Regions from separate parts of the Homo sapiens genome. Here region 2 is linked to region 1. The links are chromatin loops, found by intact Hi-C in ENCODE. Cell type or tissue: B cell. All regions are shown on one strand. Links, peaks and the distances in the headings refer to the core of each region. The heading gives the core; the rest is flanking DNA. Region 1 overlaps TRD-AS1 (TRD antisense RNA 1). Region 2 has its middle 8.4 kb from the start of OR6J1.

Region 1 (16,298 bases), core at 4,523-9,522:
CTTCTCCCTTAAAAATGGCTAATAAAACAGAAGAAATGCTGTATGAATAATTTCAGAATAACATGGAATAATTGTAGATATTTCTATAAGATTTGTACCAGATCCACTAGAACAAATCTACCAGTAGCTAAACACTGTAGAGTCTCTAAAAATGGACAAGGAGGAGATGTGACAAAGATACTCTTTAGGGGAATAAAGTCATCCTAAAAACTGAAGATATTTTCTGCTCTGCCAATCAAGGAATCACTGTTCTTTCCCCAGCAAGAAGGAGAGTGAAAAGAGGACCAAATTGGAGGCCCCAAATTTGCATTTTAATCATAACCTTTCATAGCTAATTATGAGATTTGAGCATTCTCTGGATCTCAGTTTGCCACCCATAAAATGATGGGTGGACTGAAAGATTTCTAAGTTTTCCAGTTCTGACATTGCATGGGTCTATAAGGAGCTCCATCTTGGTTGGCCCCTGAAGGCACCTGGAGACTTTGGTTTTAGGGAACCAAGGAGTCTCAGTGCTGAATGAGGATATAGTTCCCCGGTGTAGAATTTTAGAAACTATGCAAGCACTTGGATCTTTAAAAAAAAAATAGTTGGTCCCTGGGCTGTCTCTTACAACTTTAATATTTACACTATGACAAAGTGAAAGTGCTCATTCGTGTTCGAGCCAAAGTAATACCATTCTCTTTATTCATTCCAATGAGCTAATTTTACATGAGCAAGAAAGCACTGGAGAGGTACAGACCCATGGGATATTTGCCTAGCCTAAGTGAGTCTCAGATGGAAATAAATATGAAAAGCGTTAGCATGGGACCTGTGAGAAATTGATTCTTACATCTGGCCTCCAAAGGGTCAAGCCACAAATAAGTGACCTTTGACATGCCCCTTCTCTAGTTCAGCCTGGAGCTGCCCACATTTCCCAGTGGTGCCCAGTCAACTCATTCTCCTGATGCAGGATCATCAGAGAGAATCTGGAGTAATGGCAGCTGCGGGTAAGGGGCTGCCAAATAATAGTGGAACAAAGATCTCTTCCAAGTTTCTATTTCCTCCGAATAGCTCAAATACTTCAACAGTCCAGGTCCCCCTAAAGACTGCATTTTCTTAGCTGCATTCTCTCTAGTTGTGATGAGTGTCTCAAAAAGGAACACCTCTCCTCCTGAGTTTATGATAGTTTATGACCTGCCACTTCATTTCCAGCAGTGTGTCCCAGTTCCTCTTGCAATCCACAAAGGACACTTTTTCTTTCAGTAGCCTGGTGTGAGCTCTTGCCTCTCAGGATTAGCTGTGATCTTACTGCTGGGGTGGGAGCACACTTAGCCACAGGGCCCAAAAGAACTACTGTCACTGAAAAGAGCACTTTCCTGTATTTGAGGGCTCTTCCTCTCTTCTGGTACACCCGGGGAAAAACCTGGCAGAGTCCACCCACAGTCTTTGAGGATTAATTCTGTAAGAACTTCTTACACTGAAGGGAATCCTCCTCCAGGGGATGATTCTGCTCTGTGCTTCTGAGCTCTGATGGCAATCACATCAACATCGCCAGGGACTGTGGCAGAAGAGGAACATCACCCACTGGAAACCGGGGCAAGTTGCTCCTCTGTAGTTCCAGGAAATGGCCAGAGGCACAGCTCTGCTGTTCCAATTTGCAGTTTTCTCTAACATCAAAAATAAAATGTGATTTGCATTTGAAATTTTACAGAATTCCTCATTTTAGGTCAAGACTGGCCTTACCCATAGGTTAGTGACTTATGTGGTAGGATTTAACACACACACACACATACACACACAAATATTATCCATAAAAAGAATTATATTCCCACCAACCTGCTGTGGCATTCATCAGTGACCCTTTGAAGTTCAGCCATTGAAGGGGCAGGTTAAAATGCAAATTTGTTTCTTGGAGAGGTAGCACATAGAGCTATTATCAACTGTCAATGCTCCGGTATTGCTGGAATGTCAGACTAAGAAGTTTGGGTTAAAAATTAACATATCAGTAAGTGAAGACTGGCTTTATATATTACATATTTAATTTATAAAAATGGTGACATTAAAAGGTGGCACCAAAATGTAAATAGAATCAAGATCACTTTGGATAAATTAACGCATGACACAAGCCTTTGACATGTTATTAATGGAAATGAGTTTGGGGGATCTAATTTAGCCTTTGAGATTAGTGTCAACAAAGAAAGGTATCTCCTCTGGTGCCCATGGCAGAAGCAGAACATTAGTACAATTCACCATAGATCAGTTTCACTTTGTAATTCAGTGTAAGTGGTTTATATGATAGAGAGGGCAGGAAGATCTGGTTTTGACTCTGTCTCTACTACTTACAAGATGCGTGAAGCTGCTCAAGTCACTTAAGCAAGGTGAGCCTCAGGTTCTTCATCTACAAAAGTGGGATGTAGAAAAGAAGAGTAAATGTAAAATTCCTGTTCAGTAGTTGTCTATTAAAGAATCTCTCCTTCCTTCCTCTATTCACATCCATCAGGGAGAGGAGTAGGCTGATGGTGCCAGCTAAGGACCTCGGCACTCCTAGACCTATTCCTGAACCATTAATGGCTCTGAATTTGGGACAGGAATGTTACTCTCATGGTTAATTCCTTGCTCACTTGTCTGCTGGTGCTTGTTCACAATGTCAAAGATATGGCAACTTCATGGGAAGGCAGGTTTAACTTTTTGGTGTTTTTGCACTAGCCTGTATATCTGTCTACCTTTCATATGAGAACCACCTTGCTGATTCAGACTGGAAGCTTCAAGAGAGAAGTTTCTTTCCATTTAATGCACTGGGGATGGTGCTCAACAGAGAACCACACTCAAATCGGGGCTAAATAATATGGCAATATCATGGTTACAAAAGAAACACCTCCCTTTCTCACCAAATCACTGAATCCCTTATTCTATAAAAATGAAATTGAACTGCAAACATCACCACCATGACAAGAGGATTTAGGCACACTGATCAACTGATTAAATTCTATTTGTCATCCAGAGTGATCCTGGAGGCCTTCAGAGCCTGGAGGAAACCTCTCTGTGACTCTACTCACATCTTTACACACGGAAAATCCAATTAGGCTGAGTATCTACAGCAGCTTCCAGAAGTAAACTGATTGCAGAAGGGCAGCCTGCTGCCTGAGGACTGCAGGGGACGAGGAAGGGGTGGGCCACCTGGAAGGGACCTCTGCCTTCTCAGCACCTAGAGTTGGTTTCCAGATGATCACATAGTTTAACCCTTTTCTTTTATAGACAAGGAAATTGAGGCCCAGAAAGGTTAACAGTCTTGCCCAAGACCTAAGATTAGAAGGCAGAGTTGGGGTTGAGAATTGCTTATGTGAGACTCAGACCCAAAGCAGACGACCATATTTTCAAATTCAGTGAAAACTGGAAAACTCGTATGGGCCTACCCAGCCTGGAAAATCCCCATGTATTACCAATACATAGTAAACGAATCAAAGATTGAAAAGTTTACTTGAAAACCAATCAGAAGTCCTCTCCCACATGCAAAAATCCCACCCTAATAGAACACTCATCACCCGTCAGACTGTCTTAACACTTCTTCCTTTTTCTTTCTTTGCAAACCCCTTTGAGCCTGTGCCAGAAGTGACGGTGTCTGCCACCCTCTCTGCAGTCAGTCCTGACCAGTTCTCTGGGGTTTACACCTGTCCTCTGGCCACTCGTCTGCTGCACTTCCTGCATCTGCTTGTTTCACCTTGGCCCCAGCTTTACCTGAGGGGTGCTTGGCCTGTGCCTTGAGTTCCAGGGCCTATGTTTACTTCAAAAATATTAATGTCAATTCCTTCAACTTGTTCCAAAGACAACAGAGCCTCTCACAAGCAGGCAAGCCCTGCCACTTGTTACGTAGTTGAGGCTGACGAGCCTGCAGGTCCCAGCCAACTTTATCACCTCCCTCTTCTGAGGGGTGGAAGTCCCCAACATCTCAGGGTCCCCTGAGAGTATGGGGATTCCCACATCGGCAAGTACCTGCTTCAGAGAAGCCCATGAGAAACTGGCCCAGAGCAAGCGGGTCCACCCTCCCATTGTGGGAAAGTGAAGGGCAGAAGGAGTCTGGCTGGAGGTCACTCCTGCCACTGATCTTCCTCACTCGGGTCCAGCCTGTCAGAGGATAAAGCACAGTGGTGGGTGGGGGTATCTGGCTCTCCCCCACCCTCCTTCTCAGGGGTTCAGTAGTCCCTGGGAACAAGATTCAGCTCAGGAATTTCTGGGATGCTGGTCAGTTCTGGCCCTAAGGACACTGGGAGTGACAGCGGGCTGCTAAGGATGTGACAGTGACTGGGCTGTTCCCTTCACATGACTACCAGGGCAAGCCCTGGCCAAATCCCAGCACCTGCTGAAAGTTGAAGCTGACCACTGGAGTGATTAGATTCATGACATGTGGTGGAGGCCTGGGGAGTGGAGCTACTGGGAAAGGACACAGCTAAGGAATCTCCTCCCTCCCAGCATTGCTTGACCCTTTCACAAAGACAGTGGTAGGTAGAGGAAGAAGGAGAATTGGCCTACTCCTTCCTTTTCGCTGTATATGGTCATAGAAATTGTCAGAACTTTATATCTAGATTCAAGTTCTATCTCTAGCACAATTAGCTCTAAAACTTTGCGAACGTTACTTAACCTCCTAGGTCCTCTTTGTTCATAAAACGAGAACGTAATACATACCTTGGTTGGCTGTGAAAGTTATATGAGTCAGTGTTGTGGGGAAGTTGAAGGCATGCAGTAGATGCACAAGGAAAATTAAATTCCGTTCCCCAGTTCCTGGCTTGCAAGTTGGGGGTTAAACTCAGTTAAGCTCAGAGAAGACATGACATGACGGGGGATCAAGGGAGATGTGGGAAGCTCACGGGCTGTGGTTCCCACTGATCCACATTAGACTCCAAATGACAACACCCTCACAATCCCATGAAATTGAGCAGAATTTCTCTTCTTTCTTGTGATGTTTCCAGAAATGAAGAGAGAGGGAAGGAAGACACAGACTCTGATCTTTGGCTTCACTTTGGTTCCAAGACCTGGAGCTGATAGTGTATGGAGGGTTGCCTGTTTGTCCAGGCACTATGAATAAGACCAAGGTAATCCAGCCCAACTCTACGACACAGCTAAGCCAACAAGCAGCTGGATCTTGTGTCTCAGCACTCACAGAAATGTATAAATCATCTGATACCAACTGCTCCCCGGAAGCCTCTGTCTCCAGAATATAAATGTCCAACTACAGGACTGGCAAAGAAACCAAGCCCTGGGCAATGCCTACTATGGACCCTTATTTCTTGTGGTTTGCTAAGAAAAAAGTAGGCCCAAGGGAGAGGAGGGGGAAAACCAGGAGGGTCTAAAGTTCTTCTGACTGAAAGAAAAGACCACATCAGAGAGAAAGAAAGGAATCAGTTAAGTAATAAAAGGTTGTGAGTTGATTTATCATTCAACTAAACAAATTATCTTCCTACACAAACATTCTGAGGATTAAGTGAACAATATAATACTTTTCTGAGCTCTTTTTGATCAAATGCTTTGCTGTTAAAGGTTATATTCCTAGGGAGTTGATACTGAAGCTTCTTGTTCCTTGTCAGTAAACACAAGGAGAGGCCAACCCTCTGTAAATTTAAATTACATAAAACCTTTCCCCAAACTGTCTGGTCTCCTAACAGCCCCTTTTCACTGAACTCTGTGGTTATGGAATGTAAGTATCTTTATCACAGCAGCACAGACTTTTGAAAATTTGACATAATAGAATTTCTTCCTCACAAGGCATATCAAACACCATTGCAAACTAGTGGGATTTTTAATCAAGACTAAAGCAGAGGTCTTTTATTTGTTTGTTTGTGCTTAGATTATTTCCACATGACCAATAAAATGTTCTCTCTGACCATCATCCCTGCTGACTAGAAGTACCAGGAACCTTGTCTCACCCTCACCTCCAGAGGTAAGGGTATGAACGGACTGTGAAAAAACACAGCAGAACACTGGGGTCAGCAGAGAGAAAGCGAAAGAACCCCATGGGCAGATAATCTAAAAGCAGCAGAGAATCAACGGGAAACTAACACAAGTGCCTGAAGATGGAGACAGCAATTTTTAGTGATTTTGGCTTGTCTCTGTTCTATGAAGCTCCAACTCAGTGGCAACCTAGTGTGAAAATTTATGAAATACTTTTGGATTTATCTCTGTAATTCCAGGTCTGGCACAATATAGGTTTCTTGAATGAATAAATGGATGAACATGTCAATCAATGAATGAACAGTAATATTAAGGAGGGGAAGAAAACCATTACAGGTCAATGAATGGGTTCCTAGAAGATTCCCCTGTCTCCCATTGTCTTCCGACTCAGGGAGACAACAGCTGGAGCAGAGTGCCTAGACTTCGGGGGCTTAGGAGGCCACACATCTTAGAGAGCATTTCACCATCAACTGCAATTCCTTTGGCAGTTTGAATTATAATATTTACTTCCATGATACAGTCTTCAGCTGTTGTAACTGCTAGTGACCCTTCTCTGAATCCCTACTTCGTATGTTAGACATTTTTTATATGGAGAATTAATACAGCCTTGACTGCTATGCTTCTTTTTTACTTCCATCTCTAATAATAAGATCCTCAAGGGTCGAGACTGTCATACTCTTGTTTTTTGTGTTTACTTCACTGCATATCCTAGAGCTGAGTACATATGGAAGAATGAATCAATTAATGAAATTTATGAACACATGCTGAGGTTTAAAGAGAATATCAACTGCTTGGTTTGATGACAAAAAGCAACATCACTCTGTGTCTAGCACGTAGCCCAGAGGTGCGGGCCCCATCCTCTCGTGTGAGGAGCCCACGGTGATGCATAGGCACCTGCACCCCGTGCCTAAACCCTGCAGCTGGCACGGGCCCTGTCTGCTCTTCATTCACCGTTCTCACGAGTTGCAATAAGTTCAGCCCTCCATGTCACACTGTGTTTTCCATCCTGGGGAGTGTTTCACAGCTATCCCAAGCCCCACGCTGACGAATCACGGCCGAAAACACACTCTGATGCCAGCACAGACCACGGAGCAAATGTCAGACAAGATCAGCCTCGGAAAAGTGAGTCCTGAATTGCGATGGAAGTGGGCTTCCTCTCACAAGGACTTTGTGTGGAGATGCGCAGGTGGGCTGTTGGAAAAGACCCATGGAATTCCCTTCCTCTGGGTGCCTTTTCTGTCCCAACCTCTGGGGATTCCTCAAGAATCGGGGGGATTTCAGCACGGAGTGTGGGACTCTGTCTGCCCCAAGATCAGAGGATTCACCTTGCCTTTTGGAAAGAACTGCCCAGTGTATCAGGTTTTTATGAGTCAGTTTTAGAGTTGGGAATGCGGACAGATTTGTAAGAAAGTCCACAGAGCATATCTCTCCACAGCGGAGAAGGCTCTCGAGCCCCAGAAGGCAATATCACGGTGGCCTAGGTGGATGTCACGGGGTGAGAATCAACCCTCAGTTGCCACGAGGAATCTGAGGAGATCCAGGATTACGGTTTTTATGTAACTGTCTTACCTCTGTTTCACAAGGGCCAAAACTTCAGCCCCGTTATAAAATCAACAGATGCAGAAAAGAGACAAGTGGCCACTAGATGGCAGCAGATGGTAAGAAACGTGAGTTGCAGGCGGGCTGGGCAAGAGTTAGGCTGGAAGCCCCTCCATTTTGCTTTACATCTTTAATGAGATATGTGAAGAAAATTAGTCCCTTACATGCCAGACGCAGATGCCACAGCATATGGAGAGATGCCGCACAGCAATATTTCTCTGGTTATTAAACAGGAGGCACCTAACCAGTCATTCACTGCATCATCATGCAGAGTTATCCTTTAGGTCTCCGGATACTGTTGTTGACAAGGTAATAACAGAAGAAAGCAGTTGAGAAGACTGATGTCGGGACGTGGGCCTCTGGGCTCGTGGGACTTCACCATGCCAGGGGATGGGGCACATTGCCAGAAAATGAGGAGCAGCCCACTGGGGCCACTTTTCCGTGGCCAGGGGGACACTGTGGCTTCTGCTGCCGGGCTTAGTCCCAGCAGGCGTCTGCTGCTCTCTGGTCCCCCTGGCAGCCCTCGGGGGCTCATTTATTCAGAAGCCCCATTACCGCGAGACAATTCTGCGGTCTGACCTTTCACCACAAATCCCAAATGGGAAAGGGAGCTCTGGGAATTTTAAAGAGCAAACCACACTTGCTTCTCCAGCAAAATTGAAAAGATACAGCATAACTAGAGTGCATTCAGGTGCACATAGATAGGGAAACACGGTTTCCATGCTGCCCCAAACAAAAGGAGGGAGTCCAGTCCTGCCGACTGCAGGAAACAGCCTCACTCGGAAGACACACTTTTTCTTGGGAGAGTGTTCCCAGGTCCAGAGCAGGCAGGGATTGCGCCCACTTCCCCACTTCTCACACTTTTCTCCAACCCCACCACTCAGTCTGACTATTCCTTTATTTAATTCTTCCACACTCCCAAACCCAGGGGCTTCATAAGGCCTTCAGGGTAGCTGAGGAACAGAGAACAGATTATTCAGTCCAGGCAACTAGTCCTTGTCTCAGGCCCAACAAGAAACTGTTATCTTATTAACCTGAAAGCCCAGAACTCTCAGGACTTCTCAGAGTCACTCATGAAGCCCCTTAACAGTCCTGAAATGAAGATAAATAATACAGCCATTTTTCGTACAGAGAAACTGAGGTATAAAACTGAGATCAGCTGCAGCTCTCCTGGTCCCCATTGCTTTCCCACAGATTCAACCCTCTGAAGCATCCTCCAGTGAAAATGTAGTAGCAAGATTCACCCTACCAGGATTTCTCTCCCCCTCTTAGAAAATTACTTCCTGCGCTAGAAATCCTCACTTGTCTGTGTGACTTTAGACAACTTGCTTAACCTCTCTGTGCCTCACTTATCATCTGTAATTTGAGGGACTAGAACCAGATGATGACTAAGGCCCATTCCAGCTCACAGTCTTGTGGCTAATTTCCCAGTCCTCTGCCAGCCCTCAAAGAGAGTTGTATGGGACACTTTTTCCAGCAACAGCCAAACTCAACAGGAGCAAGCAGAATTTCCTTCTCCAATTGAGAAGCAATGGGGTGGTGGTTGGAGTCTTGTTGATGTCCTTTGTCCTCGGAGTGAGGCAAACAGTGAGGCTTCAGATGTTATTGGCACTAACAGCAGGGCCTGGAGGTGGCCACACTCTTGTGGAAGGACCATGCAGAGCTGTCCCTGTGGGCAGTGTAGGTGCATAGCCAAGACTGAGGGATGTTTTAATAACTACTTCTCAATAAGAAGTCCTATTTTATTCTGCACAGGGGTGTGGACCCAATCCAGGTCTCCCAGGAGGAATCTACTCTCACCCATAATAGGGGATTGGTTCAGCTCAGCTGCGCTCACAAAGGGCTATACAGCATGCAGCAGTACAGGCAGCTCCCCGCAGCTCCATGTGAAAATGACTCACAGCAGTTATGAACATCAAACCTCCTTTGATGTGTTCCCAGACATGAAGAACAGCCACGGGAGGAGGAGACGGACTCTGGTTGCTAGCTCTGTGGGGTGGCGCACAGAGGGCCTGGACACATCTGGTACCATCCTGAAGCTCCAGGAGAAATTCAGGCTGGGTAATTACCTAGGACTTCCTAGGATAACAGAGCTTCTTTCATCTATCTCTCTCCCTCCCTCTCACTGTCTTTCTGTCTCCAGCTACAAGGGAATTAGATTCTCCAAGGAATTACAACCTGTTTCTGTACCTTCACCTTTCCCGAGGAGATAACAATTCACATCCCTGAATAAAAGTTGTTTTATTGAGCACAAAATGAATGCACCCCCCTCGCTCAGCATCTGTGCCAATTGCCTTAAAGCTATAGACCTGGCCTCCATCAGCCAAGTGAAAGGATTTTCCTCTGTCATGGCCATTTCCAGACTCTCAGCCTTTTGAGTAGCCACATGGTACCTTGTCCTCCTAATAGGCTCTCAATGATGATTGAATACAAAGGCTCTAATTCTCTGTTGCATTGGCAGCTCCCAAGACTGGGTCGATCACAATCGTCCACAGCAGAAGACAGCGGTGCTGACGGTCAAATGAGCATCAGGGCACACAGCAGAAGGGGAGGGTCAGCCACTGTCCCTTCATGCCCATTTCAACAGAAAGCTTATTTATATGCAAGAGGTGTTCCCCTTCCAGACAGGGTTCAAGAGCACATTGGTCCCTGGAAACTTGAGCAAAGTCTTCACGGTTATAGAAGGGAGTGGCAAAGGACATGTAGGAGAGAATCAGTTCCACCCCATGCCTGCACATTTCATTTTCTGAAATGAAAAGCTCTCATACACTCACAGAGATCTGCACATACCCACACATGGAAATAGCATAAACAGCTACTCTTTACTGAGCAGTGACCACGTGTCAGGCACAATGCCTCGGGCTTCACATGCATCATCTCTAATCCTCATCGACGTTCTGGGTGTGGGAGTGAAGGCATCCCTGTTTTATGGATGAGGAACCTAAGGTCAGAAAGGCTAAGAAACTTTCTTAAGATTGAACAACTATGGTAGAAGAGCTACAATTCTAGATGGTTGGATTCCAAAGCATCATCTCTTAACCACTGTACTATGGGGCAATATGCTTATAAGCAAGTGCTTACTCTGTTGGAGGCACTGGGGTTATGAGATAGTGCAGGAAAGACATAGTTATTCACTTCGCAAAGCTTCATTTTTACCGCACACTCATGCACACAGTGCTACACACACACATGCAGAGTTACTATAACTGTGGTGTCTTCCAAGAGCCCTGTCACTAAGGTATCCTCAGTGTCGTACTCTCAGTCCTCCTGCACTTGAACCACAGTTTGAATTGTGCATAGGGTAAAGACTGAGGTCTTCTACAGAAAGGCCTAAGCTGCTTGAACTTTACAGACAATTATGTGAGCAATTCAACCTTTTATACATTATGCTGTAGTTACCCAGCTCCTGAACTAGTCATCAGGTATTTTATTTGTTTTTTAACGTGATCAGGAAGTTTCTCTGACTCATTTCTCTATCTTTGCAGAGGAACAAGGTAGGAGAGCAACAGGGGCAGGAACAGAGAGGATTTCAAGCTTGATGAAGGTTCAGTAAGTCAAGTCATAGGTCAACTAGAAGAAATAAAGCAGGGGAAGATTTGGGGTGGGGCTGAAGCTCCATTGTTTCCATGACACCATAAGATAAGTGGTGATCTAGGTGATCTAGGTGTGCAAAGGTGAAACAAAACGAAAGACGCAAACATTGTACTAGTTTCAGGTTTTGCCAAGAGCAGATTGGCTGCCAAGGCTACTTCAGCCTTGACTCATATAGATCCATGATCTGGGAGGCAAGACAGCGTCCTGCTGTGCTGGACATCTCAGTGACATTGACCCAACTGGGGGAACTCCCTGAGGTTAAGAAAACCTCCCTCCAAGGCTGAGTTAATGAACTACCTAGATGTAAGACAGGAGACTGAAAACATTTAAGTCCCAGGAAAAATGCAGACTTACCTTCTTATGACCTAGATCTCTTTGCAAATCTAATGAAAAAGGTTTGTTATGCACAAATGTTTCCCTCCAATTTTATTTCAGGAGATTTGTGCTCTTTCCTGGACTGCCCCTGAACCTGGAGGTAATAATTCTAGATCAAAGTCTCCCTAGAACCTTGAAAAGGGTGGACTGAGAAGACTGGATATACAGCTCTAGGCAACCAGTCCTCCACTGCCACCACCATGCTTTCTAATCTCCAGGGGAGCCTGGTCATCTTGCTGGACAATTGCTGTTTCTCCTGACAAAATCCAAGTTAGGAAACTGACAGGGTCTTTGTTTCTATTTCTCTCTATGCCTATCTCTCAAGGTGCCCTGTCATTAATGAATCTTAATCCTCACTTTTATTTCTCAACTCTGGCTCCCAATTTCTGTTTTCCCACCCCTCATCTGGGGGAGCCACCCGGAACCCCCTCATTAATCCACAGACAGCCATCTCAGGACTTCATGCTAAGAATTCATTGTTTCCCACTTTCCTGCATTTGAACACTGGAGGGCAATGCTGGACCAGCCAAAGCACTCTAGGTGCTCCGCTCCATCTTTGTCTCAACCTTGCCTGTCATTTCAGGAAGCAGCCTCTGGTTGGAAGCCAAAACCAAGGACCAGTGGAGCGCCCATAGGCTAGCAGAACAGCTAGGTCTATTACAGCATCTCCCCCACACGGGATCATAGGAATAAAAGGTAGCTCACGGAAAAGCACATCTGGTTTCATGGGTGACACAATCCCCTGGGAAAGAAACTGAGCGGGGTGCTTGCCTAACTGTGTCATTAACCAGAAACAATCTGTGTCTCTGACTAGGGGATGCAGATTCCTACCTGTCTTCACTCACTCAGATGTAAGCCCCTGGAGGGTAATGTCTTAGTAAGGTCTGCATTCCTGTAGCAAGCACAGTGTTTGGCAACAAATACTTGCTGGATGAATAAATGGATGAATGCGTGTATGGATACATATGTATAAAATGGAACTGGCCATTTTCAGATTTGTTGTTGTTTTCTAGCTCTTATGACACCCAAAGTTTAAATCATTAATCAGTTGCTGAGCATTCTTAGTCTTAAAGACAACTAAGGATGGTCAGGTGGTTAATTAAATCAGTGGTTGTCATTGTACAAATGTTATTTCAAACACCACTTCAAGAGTTTCAGGTCTCTTATTTTTAGGAAGTCCTTCATTGTGTCATCCATGTGTCCTCAGACCTCACCAGCCTGTGGATTACAAAATACAGACACTATTTCATTAATATTCAATTTACAAGAACCTGCGGGCTCATCATGTGGAATATTGAGTATCCGTGATGTCCCCAAGTGATTTGTGGGCATTTCATGTGCCACAGTGGGTCCCCACGGGGCTTGACAGTTCCATGGAGCCAGAGCTCTTCTTCAGGCCATCTTTCATCATCTTGTGAGACTTTTCTCCAGGCTGCTCTCCCCTCTACCTTCACCACAATGGATCCCATGTCAGGTGGACATGGTCTACTCTCTTAATCATTCAAAGCACTGCTAAATGTTTGAGGAAGAAAGAAGAGCACATTTTGAGACCCAAAACCCAACTTGAGACTCTTTCTACCTCCAGGCAGGCTTACGCATAGCAAAGACCAGCTCAAGGCGCCCGGTAGAAGTCTGCAGGCATCTCCATATCTCCAAGTGCAGAGAGCAGAGGAGATTTTTTCTTCTCAGTCCAAGACTAGTTCTTTTCCTGCCCTGGGATGATTGACAGTGAGAAAAAACATTTCCTCCAGGGAAGCGCTCTACCTGCCCCTCCACCTTCTCAGACGGGGCCCGACCTTCATGACCCCGACAAAGCAAACCTGGTGCTCAACTGTCTTATTAGATCTTCTAACACTATGTGTGTGACATCAACAGCCCTAACTAAATTCACACTTGGGAAAAATATGCCCCTCATTCTAACTAAACAGACACCATTTAATTTTCCTAACAGAACACTTACTATTTTGATGCACGACACCTGTTTTCAGTTTTATGATAACTTCATAATCTCCAATACAATGAGTGAGTGTTTATTTGAAATGAGAATAACCTCATTCTCAACTAGTTTTCTCAACAGAAGAAGAGTGCTCAAAGTTCATCTAGGGTCTTTACCTACAGAAATTCAATGCTGTCAGCAATCTTCAAGGAGCAGCTCTGCCAAAGGAAAAAGAAAGAAAGAAAAAAGGAAATCCTGCTTTTATAAGTTATCCCTATTATTAAAATTTCTAACAAATCTCTCCCTACAGTTCAAACCTAGGTCCCCAGAGTATATGGGCCTCATCCTTCTCATAAAAATGCTGTTAAAAAAAAAAGGTGTCCTTTGACACCTTTCCTGAGTGCAAACAGAGATTGAAAAAAATCATTCTAAAATAACATTTTTCTGTCACTGCCCAATGGGAGGTGAGTTGATCATAGGTGAAGCATGTCCTATTAGTATGTCTTGCTCAGGATGCCTTTGGTGTGAGTAAGGGATGGGTTTCTAGGGCAAAATCTCTGTTCTATACCCGCAAAAAACAATGTACAGAAATTTCCCTAAGAGAGGAGATTGGCAGTCAATACATAAGACTCCATAGGCAGGAAGTGTCCAGGGTCAGCTCCCTGCATTCAAATACAGACCTGCATCAGGGCTGTGATTTCCAGGTCCAAGGCTCGGTGAGTGGATAATACCTAAGGCCTGATGCCAGGCCTGATGTCCAGGTTTAACACTGATGGCAGGCCACAGACCCTCCTGTCTTGGGATTCCAAAAAGCCCAGAATCTTTCCCAGTTCCTACTGACACTAACTTTTGCCCGGGCAAGAAGTGTCTGAGATTGCTTCCCTTGAGACCATAGTCCTTTCTTATAATTCCAAAACTAAGCAGCCCTGTTTATGCTGCTGTGGCAGAGCATGGAATCTTGGTTAGTCCTTCCAAACTGCACCCATTGGGTTATCCCTGGGGAAATGATCACATTACGCTACTTTGTTGAACACTGAGGACTCCAATAAGGACTGTGAATCCCAACTATTTCTGGTGTGGGAGCCAGGGCTTTCAGGTCATTCACCAGAAATTATCCAACCAGAAAACTTTCTTTCAAGTTCTGTTCAAAGTCCAGCAGTTTGCCTACAGGATTCAGATGAGACTTCTAAGAATCATCTGTGTCTTGGATAGAGCACCCTGGCAGCCTCTTGAAAATCAATTCCCTAAGAAACCTATCTTTTAGAAATGGACCTTCACAAAGCCAGTGAGAGAATGGGAGGAGTATGTGGTTTCCAATGGGAGACATATATAGACTTTTATGTCATGAATTTCTGAAGTCAGACCGTGACAAATGTTGGTCAGAGTACAATGCACAGTTGCCCAAAGGAGGGGAAATTAGCTTGGTTCAGGAGGACTAGGAAATCCTCCCCATGGAAGTTTTAGTTAAAGTGACTTAAAGGATGAATGATTTTGACAAATGAGGGATTGGAGAAGGACATGGCGGGCAGAGGGAGTACAGCTTGAGCAATGTCCAGGAGGGATATAGAACTGTGCTTGGGGAACAGTGATCACTTGGTGAGAGTTGAGTCTGCCTGAGTTGGGGCAGTGGAGTGGTGGGAGTGGTGGGCTGTGGCTTGACTGAGAAAGCTTTTGTGAATCACATTAAGGGACTAGATTCTGTTATATGGGAAATGGGCAGAAATCACAGGCATATAAGAGGAAATGTGCTTCAAAGAGTGCTTGGAAAGATTACTATGGGTGGGAAGACTGGTTCCAAGACCGGAAACAATGAGATCAGATGTAAAGTTAATATGAAACTGAGGTAGACATTGAGAAGGATCAGAAGGACTTGGAAAGAGAAAACAGATTTAAGAAACACCTCAAAAATAGATAAATGATATGTGGGAATGAAAGAAAAGGGAGAGATTGTCTCTTCCCGACATCCTGGCTATGTACTGGAAGATTCCCTAGTTCCCAAGCCCCAAGGTCTTACCATTAGAAATCAGTCCTTACTCATTTGTCCATTAAGGCTTAAGGTGTCAATCCTTCCAGGAATGCTTTTATGTTTCTATGGTCCAAAGGCTTAATCTCCAGTGGCAGAATGCCAGGTACCAATAGAGGAGATTTGGGGGCAGTGGTCTTCTCGGGACCCTCAAAAATCATTACATAGTTGCCCACTCCTCTTATTTATAAAGCTGTTCGTGTGAATAAGCACCCAACTACTTTGTCTGTGCCCATTTGATCACTGATTGAATAAGAAATAAAAGCCAAACATCTATATTCTTTTTCTTCTCTGAATAATCTTTTCCCCTGTCTTCAGATTTGGAACAAGGAAACCCAGATCCAGGGAAAATATTCTAAATCCTTGACCTCCCTATCCAGTTGGCACCCCAGCCCAGTAAAATGGCTTCAAGTACAACATTCCCCCAACAGCAAAGACAGCCTTCCTGGGAGTCTTGGGTAGGCCTGTCCAGGGCCACCGTGCAGCACACATACATCTTCCCAACCAGCTCCACTGTCACAAACACCATCCACACTGCCATGGGCAAGCCTCTGGCCACCAATGCCACCCCACCTGCTCTGGTGTGGGCACACCTACAGCCATGCCACCAACACTCCTCGTGCACATGTCTATGGTGTATCTGTGCAGTCACAGTTGTCACCAGCTCAATTCTGTGTAACCCTAAGTCCAGGCATCTTGGGGTGAATGTCTCCTTATTCCTTTGTCCATTGTCCTGCTCTCCCTTTAAAATTGTTCATGAGTGTATTTTGCAGAAAGATATGTGATCTTGAAAGACAGAGAAGGAAAGAGATGAAGTAGGAGAGTGGCAGGGGTGGGGGTACAGATTTT
Region 2 (16,298 bases), core at 6,274-11,273, 270 kb after region 1:
CCTGCACCCTCTCCAGTCTTCTGCTCAGCCCAGTCTTCTGGGTGCTTCTTGATTCCAGAGAAAATGGGAAAAGAAACACTGTGTTACCTGATGGACAACAGCCATCAACCTGCTTCTTCCTCTGTCCCCTCAACCCAACGTGCACTACCACCACCACCATCCCCATCATATTTTTTTCAGAGACTGGCAGGCCAAGCGTCCCAAGGACTAAACTTCCTCTAGGGTTACTGCAGGATAGTCAAATCCTGTTGAGGGGTAGCTGGTGCATGAGAAAACTCTGGACTTGAAGCCAAGAGTCTGGGTTCAAGTCCCACCTGTGCCTTTTACCATTCTTGAGACTGGAAAAATTGCCTCCATTTTCATACTATCTGCAAATGAATCCTCATGTGACAAACAGCGGTAATGCTCTTTTCCTCCTCTTCCTCATGAGGTTGAGAAGCACAAAACGGAAAATAAGATAACTCATATGATAATCGATCATTGCCAAGGATCGTGAAGAACAAATGTATGATAATTCATATGATGTGTGAAATCATAAAACACCATATTGCTTTATTTTCTAGAACCCCTCCTATTCTGCAATACTGGAAAAGAACAAACCTTATCTTCCTTGTCCCTACTGAGATATTGATCATCCCACCCTAGAGGGAAGAATACTGTCCCTTCTGGCTCTGGAATACATCTCATCAGGCCCATGCTTCTGCCTTAATCAACTATTCTCCCCTTGGACAGCATATCTGGTTGGCTACAAAGTGTGAAGACAAAGGGAAGATGCTTCTCTACATGGGAATTTCGGTTGCCCAGGATTCCTGGAAATGAAGAAACTACTTCCTGTCCTCCACCATCTGCACTCTACAGAGGAGTCAGTAAGCTGGAAGGGATTCAGCGGGAGGACTCAGAAATACTCACATTTGCCTAAATAAGGTAGAGGGGGCTGGCCCCCAGCATATCCTGCCCACACAGCTGCCCCAGGCTTCCGTGCTGGGCGCTGAGGCTTGCGTTGCTGCAAACAGACTCTGCACTGTCAGGGCTGAAGGGGGCATACTCTAGAAGGGTCCCATGTTTGGACCCCACTTGGGAGGGTTGGGGTGGGATTGGCTCAGGTGAGAGCATGCACTTTCTGAGAAACCTCCAAACATGGGGCACTCCTCAGGGGCACATTACGAAGCTGTCCCTGAACACCAAGCCTGAGTCTGATGCCCCTGAGGCCCACTTAGGAAAGGATGCAAACCTAAACATCTACACTAACAAGAACTGGGAACAGAACACTAGCCAAGATCAACACCCCCAGGCCTATCTCAGAGAGCCTCACAGCATACAGTCCTCCATCCACCCCCTCTCCAGCCCCACTGTGACAGTTCCATCCATCCCTACCACTCCATTTACCCAGGACCCTCCTCTTCAACATCCTAATACACTGTGATCAATATGCCAAAGCTTCAGTAACCTTGCACTATGTGAAACAAAAGGTCCCACACTGCATAGCCTGGCACTCAAGACCCCCTAATCCCAGTCTCCCTTGAATTACCGCCCAGACTCAGCTCCTGTCTTACACATCACCTTGCGCATCTTTTACTTCGGTTGAGCCACTCTATTCACTGTGCCCCACGCTGGCCCTCACTTTCTTACTGCACACTCGGGCCCCAAGTGTCCTACCATTGGGACCATCTTCTCCACCGCCTAGTCTCTAGGCCCTACTCTTGTCCCTTTTCCTAGCCTAAGCTAGGTTCTCCCTCTTTAGATATCCTTTTCTTGCACTTGGAATCAGGAATCCACAGTGTAGAACTGGAGTGTTTTTAACCTTTTTTAATTTAAATATAACACATGTACAGAAAAGTATACAAATCATAAGCTCAATGAATTATCAATAAAGTGAACACATTCATGTAACCACCACCCTGGTGAAGAAACAGAATGGTACTAGCACCCCAGAAATCCTTCTCAAGCTCCCTCCCCACATCCCAGCTGTAACCATTATCTTGATTTCTAACACCATGGATTAGTTTTGCCTGTTTTGGAAATTCATATAAATGAAATCATCTAATAGGTCTTGTTTTGTGTCTGACATCTTTTTCTCAACCTTATAGTTTTGAAATTCAATCATGTTGTGGTGTGTGACTCATTTTTATTGCCATATATTTCATCATTTCATTTGTGGTTATTTAGCCTCTGGGCAGATTTTTAAGTTCCTTGGGAACAGGGATTTTTTTCATAAAATTATTTTTGAATCCCCATAATGCCTAACTGGAAAAGCAAAAGTTGCTCAGTATATATGAATTTTAGTCCAAAAAGCTTCTAATTTCAATCTCACATCATATACCCCCATGAACAGGCAATAGTATCTAACAATTTCAGCAATTTCTTTTTCTCACATCTCATACCCAATTCATTAGCAAATCCCACTGGCTCTACCTTTATATATATGTCAAATCCAACCACTTATCACCATCCCCATTACCCTAGTTCAAGTCACAAACATTGTAGAAGAATAGATAATGAAGTAAAAAGAGTGTTGCAAAATAGTATAAATGACATCATCCTTTTTTTTTTTTTTTTTGAGACAGAGTTTAATTCTTGTTGCCCAGGCTGGAGTGCAATGGCATGATCACGGCTCACCGCAGGCTCTGCCACCTGGGTTCAAGTGATTCTTCTGCCTCAGCCTCCCGAGTAGTGGAATTACGGGCATGTGCCACCATGCCTGACTAATTTTGTATTTTTAGTAGAGACAGGGTTCTCCATCTCTGGAGAACTGGTCTCGAACTCCCAACCTCAGATAATGCACCCACCTTGGCCTCCCAAAGTGCTGGGATTACAGGTGTGAGCCACCGCGCCCAGCCTCTCTTTTTTTTGAGACCAAGTGTCGTTCTGTCACCCAGGCTGGAGTGCAGTGGTGCCATCTCAGCTCACTGCAACCTCTGCCTCCCAGGGTCAAGTGATTCTCATGCATCAGACTCTTGAGTTGCTGGGAGCACAGGCATGCACCACCATGCCCAGCTAACTTTTGTATTTTTAGTAGAGAGGAGGTTTAGCCATTTGGCCAGGCTGGTCTCAAACTCCTGACCTCAAGTGATCCACCCGCCTCTGCCTCCCAAAGTGCTGGGATTACAGGTGTGAGCCACCATACCCAGCTGATTCCATTTTTTAAAGACATATATTAATGCATAGATAAAAGAATATAAGTATATTAACTAAAATATTAATTGTGGTTATTTCTGCATGCCGGGATCTATTCTTTCTTTTTTTTTTTTTTTTTTTTTTTTTTGAGACAGAGTCTTGCTCTTTCGCCCAGGCTGGAGTGCAGTGGCGCGATCTCGGCTCACTGCAAGCTCCGCCTCCCGGGTTCACGCCATTCTTCTGCCTCAGCCTCCCGAGTAGCTGGGACTACAGGCGCCCGCCACCACCCCCAGCTAATTTTTTGTATTTTTAGTAGAGACGGGGTTTCACCGTGTTAGCCAGGATGGTCTTGATCTCCTGACCTCGTGATCTGCCCACCTCAGCCTCCCAAAGTGCTGGGATTATAGGCGTGAGCCACCGCGCCTGGCCTATTCTTTCTTATTTTTATATTATTGTGGTAGATAGGTCAATCATTGTGTTCCCCACCCAGAGCCCTAACTGCAGTGTTCCTACATATGAGTTGGCCACCCATCCGATTGGGTCACAGGTAGGCAAACAACCCAGGAGAAACTAAGCCAAAGGTGGGGATAAATGCAGCAGATTTCCTCAAGAAATTGAACCAAGAGGCACAGAAACTATGATAGACACCTGTTGTTTTAAACATTCTTTCTTATTTTCTTCTATTAACCACTACCTCATTCCCTTTTGGGAAGCAGCTCCTTCTCCATTACACAAACCATGTGATTCTAATGGGACTATATAATATCACAATATAAAGCCAAAGTTCATGAAAGGGAACACGATCTATTATAATATCCATCACCCAACCACAGTGACTGATCCAAAGAGTGACCATCCAACCCAAGGCAGGCCAGGAATCCCTCCTTTAGAATCCATATGTTGGAGCAGAGTTAGGAAAAGCTCTCTCCTCTGGGCTCAAAAGCTGTGATGATGTAACCCTGAGCTGCCAGTAGATCTACACCCAGCCTCACCCTTCCACTGTTGCACGGAGAGAGCCTTTCTGCTGTCTGGATTCATGAGGACAACACACCAATGGAAATGCAGCTAAGAGACAGAGATAGAATTTGGACACTGTTGTGTATGACTGGATCAGTCATGCCTGAGGCCTGCCAACAATATCCTTTCTGATTGTACAAGCCAAAAAATCCTCCGTTTTTCTTAAGTTCATTTGAATTATGGTCTTCTGCAGTCATAAGAGCTCTAACAAACACAGAGACTAATTAGTAAGACGCTGGTGGGTACTTTTCTGAAAAGTTGTGTAGAGTTGGGGCTGGAGTAGGTGCCATAGCAAACCAAAGTGATTCCTAAGCTGAAGTCATAGGGGAGCAAATAAACCATCAGTGATAGTAGAGACCTTGTTTCAAAGAGAAGTGTAACAGTAGCTTAGACTCAGAGACAAGTAATGACTGAGGGAACACGGGCCCACCGGAAAGGATGGTGGCAGCCTGAGCTGCTGACTTTCTTGTTCCAATCCCTGTGTGCCTTGTTCCTACTCTTGGATGCCCATGAGAGACTGCCTGATGTATTCTTTCTACAATCTTACACATACACACACACACTCACATACACACAAGACTTTAGTCAACTAGCTTGAGTAAGCCTCTGTTTTTTAAATTCAAAGTATCAATGAGTAAGAAAATAGTGTTCATACATCACATTTCTAATCAGAAAGTTATTTTTAAGATCCAAACAAACTTTTGCTCTACAGAAATTTATTTAACATAAATGACATTTATAAATTTATAGATTAAGGCAAAAATTCACTTTAAAGGTCAATGACCTTTGGACAATTTCTGTACAAGGACAATACTTCCAGAAAGTTTAAGGCTGTCAACCTTATTCTGCTTTAACTCCAGCCACTCTCATGTCTGCCTTCCCTTACTTGAGCATGGTAATGGGTCTGGCAACTGGCTAATTATAATAGGCGACAAGGATGAATATGTTTTAGGCCCAACCAACAATTTTATGATGTACTAGCAACTCTCATGAGGATGTCATTCATAAGTTGGTTTTTTTTTAAGTACTAGTTCCACTATATAATTGATGTTTTATATTAGCCATCTCCCCCTCCCCACAATTGTATATGATCATAGGAATAGAATTTTGAAGATGGAAGGACCCTAGTTCTATAACCTCCTCATGTCACAGAAGGGTGTTAAGTCTAACACAGGTCAAATGAATCACCCAAGGTAACAAAACTTTGAAGGCAAAAACTCCAGCTTTCTTGACCAGAGCAGTATAGAGAAGAAAATCAATGAAAGCTAGTGGTACAGGCACAGGATTCATGGAAGATGTGAGATTAAAATCAAGACTTAGCCTTTCAATACAGGGCAATGAGTACCACCAGACTATGAGTAGAAAGAGCCAGGTACTGGCTCAGGCTATGCCTTATCCATTTATATGACTCCCTGAAGGTAGAAACTAGGTTTTATTCTTCGTGGTATTCCCTACGCCCAATATCATAACAAAGACATGAGAGAAACTCAATAAAAAAGTGAATAAGGAGTGGGTGAGTAAGTAAGCAAATAGATAGGAAACCTAATACTCTGGAGAAGTCTATGTAGAAAAGGAAAAAAAGGGCCGGGTGCTGTGGTTCATGCCTGTTATCCCAGCTACTGAGGAGACTGTGCCCGGAGGATCCCTTGAGCCCAGGAGTTTGAGACCAGCCTGGGCAACATAGTGAGCCCTCATCTCAGAAAATGGGAATAGAGCCTCGGTGAAAGCCTTCAGTTAAAAGGCAGGAGAAGGAGTCACCACTGGGAACAAGAGAAAGAGTAGTGAGAAAGCAAACCAACAGAAAGCCAGTGGTACAGGATTAGCAAGCAGGGGAGGAGAAATCCAAGACGTAGGTATGTCAGCAGTGCCAGAAACTAGGAAAAGGTTATGAAACATGAGAGCGAAGGAAAAGTCATTGGATAAAAAATTTTTAAGGCTAAGTGTCTATTGCTAAGCAAGACTAGCAGCATATTTTGGCTAGGCAAGAACTGGGGTTCCAGTGTGGCTGAGAAGAGCAGAAAACATCCATCCCCAGCCTCGCACCACTGGCATGCTTCCTGAACCCACCCCTCAGAATATCTGCTTACATTAGTGCCTCTATTTCCACAGCAAATAGAGATAAGAAGAGTCCCTTTATATCTATTTGCATATACCAAATTATGTTAAAAATCAGGATTCTCCCAGGGGTAAAAACGGACTGGAAAAAAAAAAAAAGGACTGGAACGTTGATCCTCATTTAGATTCAAGAACATAAAAATAGGTCTGATGTATGCAAGTGCCCGTAGTCTGAGGTTAGGTTACAGAAAAGGATTATGGAGCCTCTAAGAAGGAACTCACCACAAGGGAAGAAGGACTCTGAACTGGTGAGCTGTGTTCAGGCACAGCTCCTTAAGTACACTGTATGTCTGCGATCCTGGCAGTGTAGAGAATCAGTGAGCATGTGGGCATGTGATACTGGTGGACCTCTTCCATGAATGCCTCTAATACTTTGAGACACAGTTCATTTCACTCTAAGGTCCCATACCTGTCAGAACTCACAGCATAGTTAACAGCAGGCCTGTGGTTTCTAGAAGAGGCAATGGCAACAGTGGCCCCTGGCTCCTTCAGTGGTGGTGGCAGAGACCCATGAGGTGACCAAAACCAGCTGTTGTGGTGACTCAGCCCACAACACCCATCAAGCACCCTCCTGGAACACGGTAGACCAAAGATGCTCAATAAAAGCAGCACAGCTGAATGACTGAATTCAGAGAGGCATTTAGGAGCAATTGGTATCAAAGTCACTGCAAATATTGAGTAGCAATGCAAGAACCTTCCAAGTGTCATTCCTCATCTCTTCCCTGTGAGAAAAGAAAAATAGCTGAAAGCAGCCTGAGCTCTGTGAGGCATGCAAAATTTATCAGGTCCAGGGACACATGAGTGTGGGACCTCAGTCACGCCCACTGTCCCCCACCATCCCCATGACCAGGGGCAAGTGTTTAAAGGTGTTTTGGTCTTGACTAGCTGCCTTGCCTATTATCTTCATGTTCCTGGCATTTGTGATACAAAGCACAATGCATAGCTAATTAATAGCTTATGTTATTTTGATGCAACTTCTTGGCAAACAACTTAGGAACTGCCTCTTTAAAAACTCACATGTAACTGCTGCTAACTAATCTCAGCACATAGTCAGGGCAACCTGAATCTATGCACCCAAATTGTAGTCCTCAAATCTGGCCCAAGTAAACTCCCTACTTTTATTAATTTTGTCTCAGTTTTTGTCCTTTAGGTCGACACCTGTGTCCTGGATCTCAGTTCACTAGATTAGGTCAGGACCAGTGGGTTAGGAGAGTGAAGGTTTCACATTCCATCAGCCCTGGCACTAAATGTCAAGAAGAATAGTGCCGGGCTGGGCGCAGTGGCTCATGCCTGTAATCCCAGCACTTTGGGAGGCCAAGGAGGGTGGATCACTTGAGGTCAGAAGTTCAAGACCAGCCTGGCCAACAAGGTGAAACTCCGTCTCTACTAAAAACACAAAAATTAGCCAGGCATGGTGGTGGGTGCCTGTAATCCCAGCTACTCAGGAGGCTGATGCAGGAGAATCGCTTGAACCCGGGAGGCGGAGGTTGCAGTGAGCCAAGATCGTGCCATTGTTCTCCAGCCTGGGCAACAACAGCGAAACGTCATCTCAAAAAAAAAAAAATTGAAAAATTGAAAAGAAAAAGAAAAATAGTGCCAGGGATGCAAGTACTGCCAGCCTCAAAGCACCTCGAGGCACTGATGCCGCTGGCATTTGCACACCTCAGCCTGGACTCTGCAGCGGCTGACAGGCACGTCTGCATCTTATCACTTAATAAACATTCATTGACACCTCCTATATCTTAGGCACTTTTGGTACATGCTGGAACACATTAGAGAACAAATCCAGTCCTTCCCCTCCAGGCATTTTTAGTCTAGAGCAGAAGCTTCAGAGTGTTCTAGCTTCAGAATTGTTCTTCAATTATACAAAAAAGGCCAGGCACGGTGGCTCATGCCTGTAATGGGAGGCCGAGGCGGGTGGATCACCTGAGGTCGGGAGTTTGAGACCAGCCTGACCGACATGGAGAAACCGCGTGTCTACTAAAAATACAAAATTAGCCCAGCTTGGTGGCACACGCCTGTAATCCCGGCTACTCGGGAGGCTGAGGCAGGAGAATCGCTTGAACCAGGGAGGTGGAGGTTGCAGTGAGCTGAGGTCGCACCATTGCACTCCAGCCTGGGCAAGAAGAGCAAAACTCCATCAAAATAAATAAGTAAATGAATAAATAAAATTATACAAAAAATTGTGTGTTTATGTAGATTGAGAGGGAGATGAGAACAGTCAAATTCTCAAATGGCTTTTTGACCCAGAAAAGGTTAAGAGCCTCCTAGTTGGGACCATCCATATCCCTCATTTCTAAATTCTTAGCAACTACCCCAGCACTTACTGACAGCACCTCTTGGGCATCTCTAACCTTTTGCAGTGTTCACAGTGCCTTCCTCACCAGCTCGTGGCAGACTCCTGGTGGAAGAGGAGGGAAGCACACCTCATTGTTGACATTGCCTCCTAGTTCCCGGGGAGCTCCATTCCAGGAAGGAATTTAACCAGGGAGTGGCTGTCCCTCTCTTTTGGATAACTTTGGGCTTATCCAGCGGACAAACCACTGCCTATTCCCTGACAGGCAGACTGACTCGGGGACATTTTTTCCCTGCCAAAGTACTGCTTGCTTCCCAAGACTTCTCCAGACTAAACATCCATTGACTGAGATGAAATATTACACTTTTCTTTTCCAAAGGGTCAAAGGGATTTCAGCAAGGTTCAGACTAAGGAAAAGAGGGCTGATTTGTGAATACACTGGGAAGAGCATTTTGGTCTAATGGTCTTATTTCTCATCCAAATTAATAACATGTCACTCTTGAGAACATTTTTGTTAATGACGCCTCAAAACACAACCCACCCAGCCCCAGACTGTGAGCCTTCAAAGACAAAGACAGGTCCCCGGCCTTCCCTTGGATGGCCCTACCGTTCTCTTCCCAGATGTTTTACGAGCCTGCTAATTTTTGTAAGATGTAATAAAATATATTTAAGGGAGAAAAAATGTACTAGACTGTTTTAATGAGCTTGAGCATCTATATTTTTGAAAATGTAATGTCAAGAAGCCAGGGAAAGTTGTTTTTTAAATTACCAGGAATTTTCTGATTCCACTTTTGGAGGAGACTTTGTTTGTTTATTTGTTTGTTTGTTTTTGAAAAACACTTCAATGGCTTTATGGCAGTAAAGCCAAAATCATATTCTCAGTAGCTTAAGACCGTGCTGAGCTACACAGCTCACCTTCATGACGCTGAGATGGCCTGCACTGTGGGAAGAGATCCCTCTCTACAGGTTAGGATGTGTCTTGAGAGGTGAGTCTGGGGCCACCATGGGGTTTTCCCTTCTCACTGGGCCTCCTGATCAGGGTCCAGCACCTGGCAGGGGAGTCATAGCAAATGGACCAGTGACAGACATGAGCAAAGACACTCCACGACAGAAGATAAGTCTCATGATAATGTGGCAGCAGAAAGAGAGATGAGCAGTGGGAGAGAAAAAACAAAATACCCTATCCAGATGAATGGCTGGTGGACTTTAAGAACAATAATCTCCTATATCTCATTGGATTTTTTCCCTCTTTCCTACACAATCCCCTCCTGTTATTCCAAAGCTTTCAATGAAACAGGGGTTACAATGGGCCTGACATACTCGGCAGATAATGTCATGGCATTGGTAAGAGTGTAGTAGTCAGGATGATCAGAGGTCACTCTCATTGCCATCTTGGTTTTGGTGGGTCCGCACTTGGTATGAGGAGGGGCGGGGAAAACAGGAGCAGTTGGAGAAACTCATCACAAGGTAGCCAGAAGTGACCAGCAGATCCCCAGAAGCAGCAGGGATCTGCAGGAAATGTAAGCCTTCGCTGATGGTTACATGTGAGGGGAACCAGAAAACTGCTAAAGTTGCAGTGGCTGATCACGACAAGGGCTTAGACTAGTAATTGTAAGCACTAAAGGAAAGGGTGGCTTTTGTAGACCAAAGAAATCAGACTTTGGAGTTAGTTTCTTAAATTGTATCAAAACAATTCATGGCCAAATGTTGTGAATGTTATGAACAGTAAGATGCAAAGGAGTTTAGAAGAAGGAGGGAGACTTAAAGGAGTTCTTCCCCATGATGGCTGGGAAGGCTTCACAAAAGAAGAATTCGAACTAGATCTTGAAAAGGGGGATCTTAGAAAGGGGGAGGAGGAGAAGAGGACTCCTTGTAGGAGAAATGGAAAGAGCTAAAGCATGAAGATGCCCAAGTGGAAGGTGTGCTTTAAGCAGGGAATGGCCCTGTCTGACTGAAGTCAAATCTATATTCTTGAGCATCCATCCTTCATACTTCATTTTGTCAGAGGCGTTTGAACCAGAGACACTCCACCTTGAGTAAGGGCTGGATAAAATAAGGCTGAGATCTGCTGGGCTGCATTCCCAGGAGGTTAAGGCCTTCTTAGTCACAGGATGAGAGGAGGTCAGCACAAGATACCAGTCATAAAGACCTTGCTGATAAAATAGGTTGCAGTAAAGACGCTGGTCAAAACCCACCAAAACCAAGATGGCAATGAGAGTGACCTCTGATCATCCTCACTCTGATCATCCTCACTACTACACTCCTACCAGTGCCATGACGGTTTACAAATGAGATGGCAACGTCAGGAAGTTACCCTAAGTGACCTAAAATGGGGAGGCATGAGATCCTCCTCTTGTTTAGCATATAATCAAGAAATAACCATAAAAATGGGCAACCAGCAGCCCTTCGCTCTGTCTATGGAGTAGCCATTCTTTTATTCCTTTACTTTCCTAATAAACTTGCCTTCACTTTATAGACTTACCCTGAATTCTTTCTTGCGTGAGATCCAAAAACCCTCTCTTTAGGGTCTGGATCTGGACTCCTTTCTGGTAACAAACTCACTTTAGGACCCATTTTTTTTTTTTTTTGAGACAGAGTCTCTTTCAGCCACCCAAGCTGGAGTGCATTGGTGCAATCTCCGCTCACTGCAATCACTGTCTCCCATGTTCAAGCGATTCTCCCGTCTCAGTCTCCCAAGTAGCTGGGATTACAGGCACCTGCATCATGCCTGGCTAATTTTTGTATTTTTAGTAGAGACGTGGTTTTACCATGTTGGCCAGGCTTGTCTTGAACTCCTGACCTCAGGTAATCCACTGGCCTCGGCCTCCCAAAGTGCTAGGATTATAAGCATGAGCCACCACACCCGGCCTGTTCTTTTTCTTTTTCTTTCTTTCTTTTTTTTTTTGAGACAGAGTCTCGCTCTTGTCACTCAGGCTAGAGTGCAGTGGCGGGATCTCAGCTCACTGCAAACTCTGCCTCCCAGGTTCAAACCATTCTCCTGTCTCAGCCTCCTGAGTAGCTGGGATTACAGGCACCTGCGACCACGCCCGGCTAATTTTTGCATTTTTAATAAAGACCAGTGGCCATGTTGGCCAAGCTGGTCTTAAACTCCTGACATCAGGTGACCCACCCACCTTGGCCTCCCAATGTGCTGGGATTACAGACGTGAGCCACCACGCCAGGCATTTAGGGCCCATTCTTGAGGCCCAGGGATGGAAACATATTAAGCTAGTCTTCACAGAACAATCAAAGTTGTTGACAACATCTTAAGTTAGCCAGTGCTAGCACTCAGAGAGAGGCCAGCCATCCCAGAAGGACAGGAAGTGGCCTAGAATTCACCCTTGGTTTTCTCATGCCTCCCTTCTTAGAAGGCTCTCCTGTTTAGAATGCCCCAACCCCCTGCAAAGTGCTGCAAAAAGTGCCCATGTCTTTATCAGCCCTACCCCACAGGCTACTTGATTTGTGACAGACTCCACTGGGCAAGAGGCATGTTGCCTTTTTAAACTGATCAAAAAACATTCATTCAGCACCTACTTTATGTCAAGCACTCTTCTGGGCACAAGGGCACAGCAATAAATAGGTCAAAGTCTCTGCCCTCAAGGAGTTTTCTTTCTAGTAGGGAAGACAAATACAAATATGTAAATAAAACATCAGGTAGTGCTATGAACAAAAGTAGAGCAAGGTAAGGGAAGAGAGAATAACAAGGAGGGGGGTCTTTTTAACAGAAGACAGGAAAAGTTCATCTATGGAGGTGACACTGAGCAAAGGCCACAGGGCTGGGGCCCCAGGCTCTGAGATGGGCGCTAGTGATGTGCTTGAAGAACAAGAAGGCCTCTATGGCTGGATCAAGCTCAATGAGCATGGGGGATAAAGAGGTGGAGGGGCAGAGGAGGAATTACCCTGCAGCTCCTGGCCCAGCATGGCCACACGGTGCACACGGCTCCTGCCCATAGCCATAACCCCAGTGGCCCCAGCCCTTGCCTGCCATATTTTCCTCAGGCCTTCAACAAGACTCATTAAACTTTATCTAAAGTTACTGTGTTCTGCAGCTGGGGGAAAAGGGCAAACTTCCACTCCTTAAGTTAGAGCAATCAACAGCCAAGGGATTTGGAAGTGGCTGGGGCCTTGTTATCTTAAGGTTGTAATGAGCCTCGTGAGAATACCCACAACTTCGCTCCAGAGAGGGGGAGCTTCCCTCAGCAGATCCATACTCGGGATTCCAAGTTTCAAAATTCCGTAGAAACTGGGAAGCAATCCAAATACACCAGGCCTGCACTAGATGCACAGAGTCACAAAGTCTCCCCAGAATGGCTTGTACCAAGGCTTTGTCGGGGATGTTGCTCTAATAATCCAGCAGGCTCCCTGGGGCTGCCTGTGGCTGCGCTTGATGAATCTCATTATCCACAGTTACACTTTTACCTCAAGAGGAAAGGACATGGGATGATTCACTAGCTGCTACCTCACCAACACAACCCAAAAGCAAGGGTCAGAGTCCTCTCATCTAAGAATTTAATATTTTCTGGGGCTAGAGAAGCAGGAAGCTCCTGGGAGCCTGGAAACCCCCTCCAGCTGGGTGACCAGGAAAATCCAAGAGTAAGTAACTGCTTCTCAGCCCTGAGGTAAGTTGGGGCCTGTTTAAGGTAGCTGAGCTATTGGAAAATAAGGAGCGTGTGGGGCATATCAAAGAGGATACAATATAATCATGCTAATAAATAATAATACCTTGGAATGGTGGCTCACACTTGTAATCTCAGCTACTTAGGAGGCTGAAGCAGGCAGATCACCTGAGCACAGGAGTTTGAGGCCAGCCTGGGCAACAAAGAAAGACTCCATCTCTAAAAATAAAAACAAAAACCAAAAAGAAAAATAATAATAGTCAACACTTACTGAACACTTACTGTGTACCATTCCAAGCATTTTACATGTTATTTCAACCTCCAAGCAAACTCTAGGAGCTAGGTGGTGCTATTGTAATACCCAGTCCACCAAGAAGGAAGCTGAGGCACAGAGACATTAAGGTACTTGCTTCCAAACTTACACAACTAATTAATGGGAGAGTCAGGATTTAGATTAAGGTCAGAATCCAGAAGTGGTATCCATAGGTGCTGTGCGTGTGGCACTCTGGAAACTATCCCATTGCCTAAATATCCTGGATATAGTCAGCAACAACTAATCTTTTGCACAAATTATTTTTCAATGGAAATGTGCCTGCCCCATGTCTTGAAGACTGCATCTCTTGGAAAAGCCCATGCTTTTATTTATTTATTTATTTATTTTGAGATAGAGTTTCACTCTTGTTGCCCACGCTGGAGGTCAATGACACAATCTCGGCTCACCGCAACCTTTACCTCCCGGGTTCAAGAGATTCTCCTGCCTCAGTCTCCCGAGTAGCTGGGATTACAGTCATGCACCACCACGGCTAATTTTTTGTATTTTTAGTAGAGACGGGGTTTCTCCATGTTGGTCAGGCTGGTCTCAAACTCCCGACCTCAGGTGATCCGCCCGCCTCAGCCTCCAAAAGTGCTGGGATTACAGGCGTGAGCCACCACGCCCAGCCAAGCCCATGCTTTTATAAGTGCCAGATTGGTGCGAACTCTGTTCCCAGAAGAATAAAGAGCTGGGCTCTGTAAACTCCAGAGTCCCTCCCTGCCTTGTGCTCAGAGTCCGATGGAATGGCTCTGGGTGAGATGCAAGGCAAAGACTAATTCACAGAGAGAACCTGTGGAGGCCAACAGGTCCACTGCAAACAGAACTTAATCTACATCCCCACATGGTACTGTCTGTTGTTTTCAGGGCAGCTGGACACTGTCCAGCTAACTCTATAGGGTCTTGTGAGTTGCAGCTGCCCTGGGTCTATCTGAGGAACCATTCTGCTGCCTCCTCTCTCCAATCAAAGGAATAGCCACCCTCCATAGGTGGCCTCCACCATCCTAGACAGAGAGCACCTATGGAGCTCTTAAGCACAATCAAGGACAAGAAGATGCATGGTCTCCTACGGAAGGACATTCCTTATTACATCTAAGCTAAGTATTTCCTGCCACCTCCAACCCCTCCAGCATCTCTGCTCTCCCTAAGGAAAAACAACAGAGGGCAATGACTGTTTGCTTATAACCCAATCAGTCATGGCAGACCCTCTGCCTTCTCTTAACATTTTTGTAACATTTTTTCTTCTTTTTTTAATAGTTAAATGGATCATTTATCCTACAGTGACAAACTGTAACCAAAACAAATTGTGAGGCTCTAGACTCCTGACAGCACCAAAAAATCAAATTGCATTTTTGTAGCATTTCTTGATGTCCTTTGTAATTATAGAAATCTAATTTTTTCCAGCTTTTAATTGCAAAATATTCAGATGTACAGAAAATCTTTAAAAATAGTACAAGGAACAACGAAGACCCATCACCTAATTTCATTTTAAAACTTTAAGTAAGCTAAGGATGGGGCACAGTGGCTCACACCTGTAGTCCCGGCATTTTGGGAGGCTGAAGCAGGAGGATCTCTCAAGCCTAGGAGTTCGAGACCAGCTTGGACAATATAATGAGACCTTGTCTCTACAAAAAAATACAAGAATTAGCTCATGCCTATAGTCCCAGCTACTAAGGAGGCTGAGGTGGGGGTAGGAGGATCTGCTTGAGCCAGGGAGATCAAGGTGCAGAGAGCCATGATCATGCCACTGCATTCCAGCCTGGGCAACAGAGACTCTGTCTCAAAAATAAATAAATAAAACTATTAGTAAGCTAAGGATAGGAGGAAATTTCAAACATTCATAAGAAGCCTAATTAATAATTATATTCAATGTTGAAATATTAAAATAATTCTAACTACAAAATCAGAAAAATATAAGCTCCATATTTTTTCATTTCATCTTGGTTAGAAACTGTAATTGAAGAGAAAAGCTATAAGCCTTAGTTAACAAACAACATTTGGCCTGTGCAGTGGCTCACATCTGTAATCCCAGCACTTTGGGAGGCCGAGGCGGGTGGATCACCTGAGATCAGGAGTTCGAGACCAGCCTAGCCAACATGGTGAAACCCCGTCTCTACTAAAAATACCAAAATTAGCCGGGCGTGGTGGCAGGTGTCTGTAATTCCCAGCTACACGGGAGGCTGAAGCAGGAGAATGGCTTGAACCCTGGAGGTGGAGGTTGCAGTGAGCTGACATTGGGCCACTGTGCTCCAGCCTGGATGACAAGAGCAAGACTCCATCTCAAAAAACAAAAACAAAAACAAAAAATAGATCCCATTATGTATGAGACTCAATATTAGTTTATTAGGTTGGGAAGTCCAAGATCAAGGTGCTAGCAGCGTTCGTGTCTGGTGAGGGCCCAGTCTCTGCTTCCAAGATGGCATCTTAAAAGGCTGTGTTCTCACATGGCGGAAGGGATGAAAGAGCAAAAAGGGACTAGCTAGTTCCCTCCAGCCCTTTTATAAGGTTGCTAATTCCATTCATGAGGGCTCTGTTCTCATTATTTAATCACCTCCTAAAGGCCTTACCTCTTAATACTGTAGCACTGGGGATTGAGTTTCAGCTTGAATTTTGGAGGGGACACAAATATTCAAACCATAGCACAGGGTTACAACTATCCTTGGGACTATTAAAAAATATTTTAATATTGTAGGAAAGCTCTTTGACCTTTTAGTTGGCTGATTTAGACAAATGCTCAATTCTTTAAGCACAGTATACAAAATAAAACATAGATTTAAATTTTTGAGTAACTGACATGTAAATGTTTTTGCTGACTGTCCTTATCTACCTA

The links. Hi-C counts contacts between places; a loop is a spot of excess contacts. Peaks named below come from ENCODE experiments on the same cell type or tissue, not always from the same donor. Only the 100,000 strongest peaks of a DNase experiment are listed, where the experiment ranks them.
Region 2: a loop joins it to region 1, with 20 times the contacts of the local background. A loop is called at or near these places in 52 of 110 quality-filtered maps.

What each region holds. Positions count from the first base shown.
Region 1 is chr14:22,380,029-22,396,326 of GRCh38, forward strand. TRD-AS1 (TRD antisense RNA 1) reads right to left here. Exons shown (of 5, transcript NR_148361.1): 3 at 2,323-2,377; 4 at 1,816-1,952; 5 at 1-1,646. It also overlaps TRA. Among named protein-coding and RNA genes, the nearest start is that of TRD-AS1, 95 kb to the right of the region's middle. RefSeq lists enhancers at 3,626-4,335, 7,644-7,873, 7,982-8,482. In B cell, for the core only: CTCF peaks have their summits at 7,543 (motif pointing right) and 7,743; DNase peaks (open chromatin) are centred at 5,433, 5,793, 6,813 and 7,573; H3K27ac peaks cover 2,223 bases.
Region 2 is chr14:22,644,573-22,660,870 of GRCh38, forward strand. No RefSeq gene overlaps it. Among named protein-coding and RNA genes, the nearest start is that of OR6J1, 8.4 kb to the left of the region's middle. RefSeq lists an enhancer at 6,612-6,831. In B cell, for the core only: a CTCF peak has its summit at 8,653; a DNase peak (open chromatin) is centred at 8,639; H3K27me3 peaks cover 304 bases.